Regions from separate parts of the Homo sapiens genome. Here region 2 is linked to region 1. Evidence: chromatin contacts called from ENCODE Hi-C or POLR2A ChIA-PET data. All regions are on one chromosome and are shown on one strand. Each heading gives the region's core, a stretch centred on a gene start or an enhancer-like site at or near the end of the contact. The rest is flanking DNA. Distances are from core to core; before and after follow the strand shown.

The links. Hi-C counts contacts between places; a loop is a spot of excess contacts on that map. ChIA-PET counts read pairs that join two places held with the same protein, here RNA polymerase II (POLR2A). Pooled maps may share reads with other maps.
Region 2: a loop to region 1 is called in a map of OCI-LY7, with 7 times the contacts of the local background. The contact joins two enhancer-like sites. A Hi-C loop is called at or near these places in 1 of 168 maps with a recorded cell type or tissue (OCI-LY7), 1 of 37 single-sample maps with no recorded cell type and 6 of 50 pooled maps. POLR2A ChIA-PET finds 5 or more read pairs at or near these places in 1 of 52 experiments (WTC11).

The regions. Positions count from the first base shown.
Region 1 is chr10:79,244,627-79,249,050 of GRCh38, forward strand. The region is part of intron 7 of ZMIZ1 (zinc finger MIZ-type containing 1); the gene reads left to right. Among named protein-coding and RNA genes, the nearest start is that of PPIF, 100 kb to the right of the region's middle. RefSeq lists cis regulatory regions at 1-730, 104-604, 3,721-4,221, enhancers at 381-460, 1,291-1,370, 1,591-1,760, 1,771-1,820, 1,851-1,930 and 3 more and a silencer at 2,666-2,735. Within about 2 kb of position 2,131, at least 27 of the 41 ENCODE cell types and tissues checked have a DNase peak (open chromatin) inside an H3K27ac peak, as active enhancers do; they include OCI-LY7, where a contact is called at or near this core.
Region 2 is chr10:80,469,955-80,474,378 of GRCh38, forward strand. All of the region lies in intron 1 of TSPAN14 (tetraspanin 14), which reads left to right. Among named protein-coding and RNA genes, the nearest start is that of TSPAN14, 18 kb to the left of the region's middle. RefSeq lists enhancers at 1,289-1,528, 1,539-1,608, 2,309-2,538, 3,171-3,220. Within about 2 kb of position 2,442, at least 15 of the 41 ENCODE cell types and tissues checked have a DNase peak (open chromatin) inside an H3K27ac peak, as active enhancers do; they include OCI-LY7, where a contact is called at or near this core.

The DNA of each region.
Region 1 (4,424 bases), core at 881-3,380:
TTGAGCAGGGCTGATGGCTCTTCCAGCAGGAAGGCTTTGTGTGGCAGGTGGCATGGAGTTGGTGCCAGTGTGCTTCTCATTGGCCCATCTTTGAGAGTGGCCACAGAAATTGGGCTGAGGAGAGAAATCAGGCTGAGAGTCAGAAATCTGGCTGAGGAGTGAGTTGGGGTGAAAAGGCCGTGCCATCCTGAAGTCAGGGTGACCCCAGATGTTACGTGGGGGCTCCGGCTCCCCCAGTTATGGGGCTCTGGGCCTGAAGCTTATCTCCCATCTGCTATGGAGGAAAGGCCCTGTCCCAGGGGTTGCGTGGAAGGGTGACTCTTGGAGTCCACGTGGCTCCTAACAAGCCTTTCCCCTTTTTTTGTGTATAAGCCAGGCAGTGACTACCCTCCAACTAGCTGGATTCAAGTCCCCTTCTGAGCTATTTTTATCCTGAACTTCCTTAGTGAGAAACCACCAAACGGCGATGCTTTGGTGAGAATCTAGGTCTTTACCGGAAGCGCAGCCTGCACAGAGTTTACACCTCGCTACATAAGGCTGCCTCCACTGCCCTGCACAGCCCTCCCCTGGCTCAGAGCCCCTGTGCCTCTCTCATGCCTCTTGATTCTCATCACAGCCTGTGCGCTCAGGGACTTTTGAGCCCCAGTTTCAGATGGGAAAACTGATGTGCCCGAGATCATCCAGTTGGGGATGTAGGAGGCCAGGCCTGGCTCCAACAGGAGCAAGACCTTGATGCCAGTGGGCTCCCTGAAGGCAGGGACCACGTGTTTCTCATCACCGTATGCCCCAGTGCCAACTGTGGTGCCTGGCGGATGGTGGGTGCCCAGTGGCTGCTGAATGATGATGGCACGAGTGGAAGGCTGGTTGGGTGTGTTTTCCCCATTGGAGTTGGGACGGGGTCGGGGGGCAGAGGGATTGAAAGAGCACTTCCAGATCTCAGTCTGCATTGGTTGAGCACCCAGTCCATGCAGTCCCTGGGAACTCTGAGATGAGTCCCTAGTCTGGAGTCAGGCAGCTAGAGGGAGAAAGGTGCTTCCACAGAGGTTCTGCGGAAGTCCTGCCCGGGGCTTCCTGAATGTTGCCCCAGGGAGTAAGGAGTGACTGAGCTGGGTCTAAGATGACGCCATTCAGTACAGTAGCCACTGGCCACATGTGGCTGTTTGTGAATTTCAATTAATTAAAGGGATGAGTTAAGCTTATCCTTGGCACTAACCACATTCAAGCACTCAGTAGCCACCGAAGGCTGGTAGCCGCCTTGTTGGGCAGCTCAGACTCTAGAACATGTCCACCACAACAGGAAGCTCCATGGACGACAGACAGCGCTGTCCAGGAGGATAGACTTAAGACAGAGGTGCAGTGAGGACACTAGCTCAGAGCCCACAAGTGTAACAGTGCAGGCGAGTCTGTTAGATAAAGAGACCTCCTGTTTCTCTAGCATTTGTTTTGTGGCAGCCTGCTGCGGGGAAGGAGTAGACCAGCCAGGCATTCCCATTTAACACAGGAGAAAACTGAGGTTCACTTTTGCCCAAGGTCATCCAGCAAGAGGGTGGCATGAGTCCCAGGTCTCCAACCCCTTGGCCAGCACTCTGTCATCCAGCAGAGGTCAGCCAGGGGGCACGAGTGGGCAGCGGTCCCAGGAGCAGCCTCAGACCTCCCTGAGGGACAGTCTTGGTGCCAGTAGGCGTCAGTCCCTGTGAAGTCATCCATTGATCGGGCGGGAGCGCCAGCTCAGCCTCGGGTCCTCAGGAACAGAGAGTTCTGTGCTGGCAGAGCTGGAAGGAGCGGGCGCGAGGCTCTCTGGGCAAGGGAGGTGTTTACCTTGAGCGATGCGGCATGGGTCCCTCGGGAGAGGCTGGCTCCTCCATGGGGAAGGAACTCCTCAGTGGGGCCTGTGGCTGGGATCCTTAGCACCACCTCAGAGAGAGGGGTACAGGCCCGAACCCAGCAGGGAGAAGGATTTCGGGACCTTTGACTGGTACAGAGTGCACCTCACCCTTGCTCTTGCCCCGCCACACCGTGTCACAGAGCATCTGCTGGGCCTCCCTCGCCCTCCTTCCCCAAGCCTCGGCTGCAGGAGGAAACTCTCCCAGGGCCTGGCAGAGCAGCAGCTGCCTCACGAGGGAGCCTGCAAAGGGAAAAACAAGGCCTCCACCCTCGAAGCACTTCCAGCTTCCCAGGGAGCTCCCTGGCCAGACACCACAGGCAGGGAAGGAAGGCCAGCCCACTGGCCGGAGGGCCGAAGGGACTTCCTGCCCCAAGGTCACATGGCAGGAGAGGCCATGGATGGAGCCAATGCCCTCTCCCAGCCCACTGCAAATCCCAGTCTCCCAGTGGGAACGTGTGGTTTATGATTTCATTGTGCCTGCTGCCTGGTTTCCTGCTCCAGCCCTGAGGTGAGGGTTAGCTTCCTGTGGCCTTGTCCCTGTGTCCTGAGGTGCCCACTCCCCCAGCAGCAGGCCTTGCTGCCGCCTCCAGCTCCCATGGCCCTGACCTGACTGAAGTGGGAGGTCTGAAAATGCGGTGGCTTTCTGCAGGGACCCCCGCACACCAGAAAGAGGGTTCTTCAAGGCCCATCAGGGCAGCTTGAGGGATGCGAGGACCTTTGGCGACACTCTCAGGTTTCCAGTCCTCTAGAGGGAGAAAATGGTCAGGGGCGGGGCACTGATGAGGCCTTTCCGGGGAGCCCTTCCAGGACCCATAGTGAGTCCCTCGGGGAAGCTCACAGTGTCCTTGTTCCCCAGGATCTGATGGGCTGTGTGCCTTTCCAAACTGATGCACAGAGCTGGGAGCTACCCCCATCACCCAGAGTACTGGGCGTGAGGACCCCTGGGTGGGCCAAGCAGGCAGTCTGCTGTCCCCCTGCCTGGCCAGGCTCAGGAAGTATGACCCTTTTCCTCCCTCTCAGTAGCCCCAGCCATGGCCCTGACTTCTCCTTAGAGCCACCCTGGGGCTTCTCTAAGCCGCAGAGACCCTGCTGGGTTCCCCAACTGCTCCCACCCCCCGTAGGGTGAGGCCAGGCCTTAGAAGTGCCTGGCCTGGGGCAGTGGTGCTGCTTTGTGTGTACTGGGTGAATGGAGAACAGGGGATTTAGCCAGGACACTCACATTTTCTGAGACTGAGGCTCCCAAACCACCCTGGAGAGTTGTTGGGTCTGAGGGGAGGCCCGGCCCCTGTGATTTGGCTTGTAAAGCTCCCCAGATAATTCTGATGCTATTGGTAGAATCATGGCTCCCAACACTAGCCCTGAAGTGATTGTATCTGTAGTCTGGTGCCAAATTAGTGTGTGACCTTTGGCAAGTCACTTCCCCTCTGGGGGCCTGAGTGTCTCATCTCTGCCTCATCTTTATCTCATCTCTAAAAGGTAGACTCCACTCCAGGGCCTCAATACCAGCCCTGTGCCAGAGAGGTGGGGAGAGAGGAAAGTGAGAAAGAAGCTTGGGCCATGTCTTTGGGTGCCACCACCCGCATCTGGGTGTGCAGTGGGAAATATTAGGGTGCAGCACGGCAAGAGAGAATTAGATGAACAGAGGCCTATGCTCTACACCCCAAGAGCTATAGAAGGAAGAGGGGAAAATGGTGACTTTCAGGCTGGAGCGGCCTGAAACACTTCCCAGGTGAAACTTGATTTTGGAAATGGGCAGGATGAGAAAGGACTGTTGGGTGGGAGGACTAGTAGCTGCGAAGGCTTGGAAACCAGGAGAGGTATGGCGCTTGATGAGAAAGGAGGATGTCCCTCCAGATGGCAGGGGGGAGGTTAGCAGGAGCTCGAGGAGAGGTTGAGTGAGGCTGCTGCAACACCTTCAGGGCAGTGGGGAGCCATCAAAGGCTTTGGAGCCTCAGAGGCACTGGGACTCCTCCTGCTTCTAGGAGCAGGGCTGCTGCTGAGTAGCAGGCAGGAATCGGGCATAGAAGTTGGGAGTAGTGCGAGGTCGGCGTCCTGCTGTGGGAATGTCCCTGCCCCTGCTGACGCAATGGAAAGCCTCGTCTTGTTTCAGGGTTCCTGTTTTGTGGTTGCCCATGGTGGGGGGCGAGGGCAGCCAGCTCTGCCTTCTGAGGAGCTCCGGGAACTGGATGGAGCTTGTCCAGACCTCCCCACAACAGTCCTCTGCTCTCCTGGAAAAGAGAGGCAGTCCTGTTTGTGGAGTCTCTCCCTAGTCCCTCGGGGGATTCTAGCCAGGCCCAGGAGGCTTTAAATCAATGTGTGCATTTCCCTGGGGCTGGGACTGGAGTGGATGGGTGCCAGCGGGTAGTCTCTGGGCTTGCAGAGTTGGTCTCCCACCCTCCCAGGGCTCCAGTGTTGAATCCCTGCTCCCTGGGTCAGAGCCTGAGGCACTAGTGATTTACCAGCTCCCTGTCTGCCTCCCAAGAGCTTATGATCTGATGGGCAGCTTCACTGTGCGCAGAAGATTTAGCAAGGTCTGGTT
Region 2 (4,424 bases), core at 1,192-3,691, 1.2 Mb after region 1:
CCCCAGCACTTAGTAGTGTTTGCATATAACCTATGTACTTCCTCCCATATACTTTAAATCATCTCTAGATTACTTATAATAACTAATACAATGTAAATGCTATGTAAGTATTATATAATTTAAAGCATTTGTAATTTTTTTTTCTTTTTGAGACAGAGTCTTGCTCTGTTGCCCAGGCTGGAGAGCAATGGTGCGTTCTCAGCTCACTGAAATCTCCGCCTCCCAGATTCAAGCAATTCTCCTGTCTCAGCCTCCTGAGTAGCTGAGACTACAGGTGTGCGCCACCAGGCCTGCTAATTTTTCTATTTTTGTTAGAGACTGGGTTTCACCATATTGGTCAGGCTGGTCTTGAACTTCTGACCTCAGGTGATCCACCTGCCTCCCAAAGTGTTGGGATTACAGGTGTGAACCGCTGCGCCCAGCCTTTCCTGAATACTTTTGATCCTGGTTGCTTGAATCTGAGGATGTGGAACCTGTGGATATATGGAAGACTGACAGTATATTCTAGCTGACTGTGCAATTTTGTATAAAAAGATTTTTAAGCATCTTACAGCCATAATCTTTATGCCTTTCAGGCGTGGAAACATAGAGAATGAGGAGTAAATATAATTCTAAACTCTCTTATGTAGTTTCTTTGTGACCTGTACAAAGAGAACACTTCAAATCTACATTAGGCATGTAGGTCAAATCCCTGCAGCCTACTGGAGCAGCTCCTGTAACAGCCAGCTTTTAAAGACCCAGTTATTGGAGCAAAGTTTGTTTCTCCCCAAGAATGGGCCACTCATCACTTGGAACATCTATGGTGTTCAGGAGTGGCTCCCACCCCAATGGTGTCAGCCCTGCAAGGATGACCATGCTGGTTTTGTCTTGGTATCATCTGCAGGGCCCAGCCTGGAGCTGGGGATGCACTGAAGGCTCTGTTAATAATCTTCATTGGAGGGTCAGTCTCGGGGTGAAACAGTTGCCTGCTGCCAGGTCGGGTTGCAGTGTGTCCCTCCCTATCTTTAGGCACAGCTCTCGATCCCAAACTGGGGAGCTTCTAGATGTGCTGCCCTCATCTAGTACAAATTTAAACTAGCTGCTTTAGGGAGCATTTCCTGACCAGCTTGCCACCACCACCACCTCCTTCTCTCTGCCCTCCAGCACCTACTTGACTGCACTTAGTGAAGGGAGTCATGTTCTGAGTTCCCTGAGTCAGGCACAGGTCCCACTCTGAGTTGGTGTTTGTCTCCACGGCCTCATTCTCGGTGTCTTACATGCAGCAGTGCCCTGAACATGTAGAAACAAGTCTTTAGGTGTTTGTCTCCCACAGCAAAAGTCTTTTCACCCCATGGGCTTGGCAGGCGAGCCTGTGCACTGATGGATTGCTGGGTGGTTTGCTTCAACCTTGCTGATCTAGGGAGGCCACAGGGCCCAGCCCAGTCCTCCTGAGGTCTGGAGGCACAGCACCTTGGACTCCCTGGGTTCTTGTTCACATTGGGAATACTAGTGTAGACTGGGCCCAGACTCTCCACGTTTGTTTGCAACTAGCTGAGGAAGAGGCTCTGATGTGCTCTTACCAGGGGCATATAAAAGGATTCTGTGTATAGACATTTCATGTAGACTTAGATTTTCAGAAACAGGCCTGTCATGATGATCAGGGTATGGGTATAGGACACGTGCACTATGCCTGCTTTGGCCTAGCATCCTCCCTTGAGTGGGCAGCTTCACCTTCAATGGCAGAGGGAAGTAGGTTGGGACATCAACTTGGAAGTCAAGGTGCCAGGCCTCCTTTTGCCTAGCCATTTGAGAAGTGGGGGTGGGGTGGGTAGCAGGTGTGGGGTGAGTGGCAGGTGTGGGTGACCAGGCCCTGCCTCACCTAGGTGGGCAGGTGTTGCCCTGAGGCTGCTGGTGCAGTTGAATGAGCTGCCTGATGAATCATTCTGAAAATCTCTCATGGGTGCTGGGCGTGGTGGCTCATGCCTGTGATCCTAGCACTTTGGGAGCCCGAGGCAGTAGGATGGCTTAAGCAGGAGTTTGAGACCAGCCTGGGCAACATAGGGAGACCCCATCTCCCTATGTAGCTGGGACTGCAGGTGTGCACTGAGGTAGGAGGATCACTTGAGCCCAGGAGGTCAAGGCTGCAGTGAGCTGTGACGGTGCCACTGCACTCCAGCCTGGGTCACAGAGTGAGGCCCTGTCTCAAAAACGTAAAAGTGAAAATCTCCAATGGGGCCCAAGGCCTGAATGTTTTGTTTGCTTTTTTTTTGTTCCTCCAAGAAGGACCACAAACTCTATGTTTCAGTTACTTGAAGCCAGTTATTTTGTAGTATCTCCCTTAATTTAAGTTTGTTTGTTGTTTCCTCATGGTTAGCTGCAAGTTTTGCAGTTTTGTAAGGAATACTGCGGAAATGGTGAGTTCTAGGTGCATCCCCTTGGGAGGCACATGATGTGGGTCTGAGTCATTACCGGTGATATTGACAATGATCGCTTGCTTATGGTGATGTCTGCTGGGTTTCTCCCCTCTAAGTTACTATTTTGTTCTTTGTAAGTGTCCTGTGGGGAGATACTTTGAGATTATGCAAATACAGTATGCTATTTCACATCAAACTCATGACTGGTTTTAGGACCCATTGCAGATTCTTGGCACAGTCGGTTGTTTCTGTCATGGGTGTTGAATGCGATGATTTAATTCCATAATTCCTTCTACATTTATCATTTAACTATACAGAACTGCTGTAGCTATGTATCATTGTGCTACACATAACTTTTCCTTCTTTCCTGTTTATTTATCTCTGTGTGTGTATTAGAATGGGCTCATGAATTCTTATTTTATTCAATGAGTTAAAATCCGTTGTTATTATTGTTTATTTTGCCGCTCAGATTGTTCCAGATTTGGCCAGTGGGGGCTTTTTCAAGCTGCTGTGAATGACAGCTCTTCAAAACATGCATTTCCAAGTCTATCACAGTTCTGTTGAACTAGTTGCCATATGATTCTGGAGGCAGCTCCTGAGCCGTTCTGCTGTCCTGTGGAGCATGGCGTCAGTCACAGTAGGCCCATGGTTTTTAGTGTGCACCTTGTGAAGCCTTCCTTTCCCCCAGCCACCTGAAGATAAAAGTGTCCTGCTCTGCCTGCTTCCATGTTGGGTTTCTGGGTCAGAGTTTCTTTGAACAAAGCCTCCTGTAGCTTAAAAAATAATAAAAATAGTAAGCTTGGAAGTCACTGGACTAGGTGACCTCCATTCCAGGCCCAGTGCTTCTCCCACTGAGGACTCCCCTGACTCAAATCCACCCACTCTGCTGCTTTCCTGATGACAGCACTGAGGTAGACAGAGGCCTCCTCTCACCAGGTTAATGAGGAGGCCCCTCGGTGTCCTGAAACTTGGCAGGTTTTGGGTTGTGAGTTTTTGGTGGTGGAAATTCACAGTGTTTCAGTCACTAAGATCAGGGTTTTTACAGGATGCCAGGCACTGAGACCCTCAGACCCTTTGGAGAGCCTGGTGGAGCTCAGAGCTGGGGCCCAGCCTCTCCTGCACCTGCATGTGGAGGCCATCCAGGGCTGGCGGTCAGGGGCTTGATGGCCTTGGAAGCTGGGGGCCCACCTTCCCCACACTGTGCCAGGGCAGTGTTTGTCACCCTGTGATAAAGGAGGGGATCCAGCCCCCCTGACGTTGTGCAGCTGTGTAGTGACTTCCCACAGTAAAGAGTCAAACTTCTTCACTCCAGTGAGCGGTTGCTGCCACCATGATGGGTTTTTTTTTTTTTTTTAAATTAAAGTTTTTTTTTTTCTTTTTTGTTGGAAACCACAGGTTCACATGCCACGGTGTCTGATTTTGCAGTGTTTCTGGTGGCCCCTGGATTTGGCGTTTGGGTTAATGAGGGAATGGGTCAGGGATGTGCATGGACAGTTCTGGCTCTAAGGGGTGAGTCAGAGAGAGCCGAGCCCCTCCTTCCATCCTCAGAGGGTGAGATTGCTGTGGGCAGCTGAGCAGCCTGCCCTGGCCTGCCTTAGTGATTCTCTCTCCTACTGGGGCCCATTCCCTTTCATATTCGCCTGCCCCCTCCTAGGCTTCTCTCCCTGGGCCTGCCTGTTCCTTTGGCCTGTGAATGTTCCTCAGCACCTAGTGGGCTCTAGAGACCCCCTTCTCAGATGGTAGGAATGTCTAGGCCCCAGGTGCTACTAGAGGTGCAGCAGAAACTCCGCCTTCCTTGGGGGATGTGGCTGCCCTTCCTTGGGATGGGCCTGTGATCAGGTCAGAGGCCAGTTCTGGGAGCCTCAAAGGCCAGGTGGTGTTGAAGGATTGGCTTCGGAGAATGAGAGGGAAGGAGAGATAGTAAGGATAATTTGGGGGCATGGGGTGTATGTAGCTCAGGATATGGGTGGTGGGTGTTGTCATTGTCACTTGGGTCCTTAGGAAAAAGAGGGGCCAGAGGAGGGGTGGGGT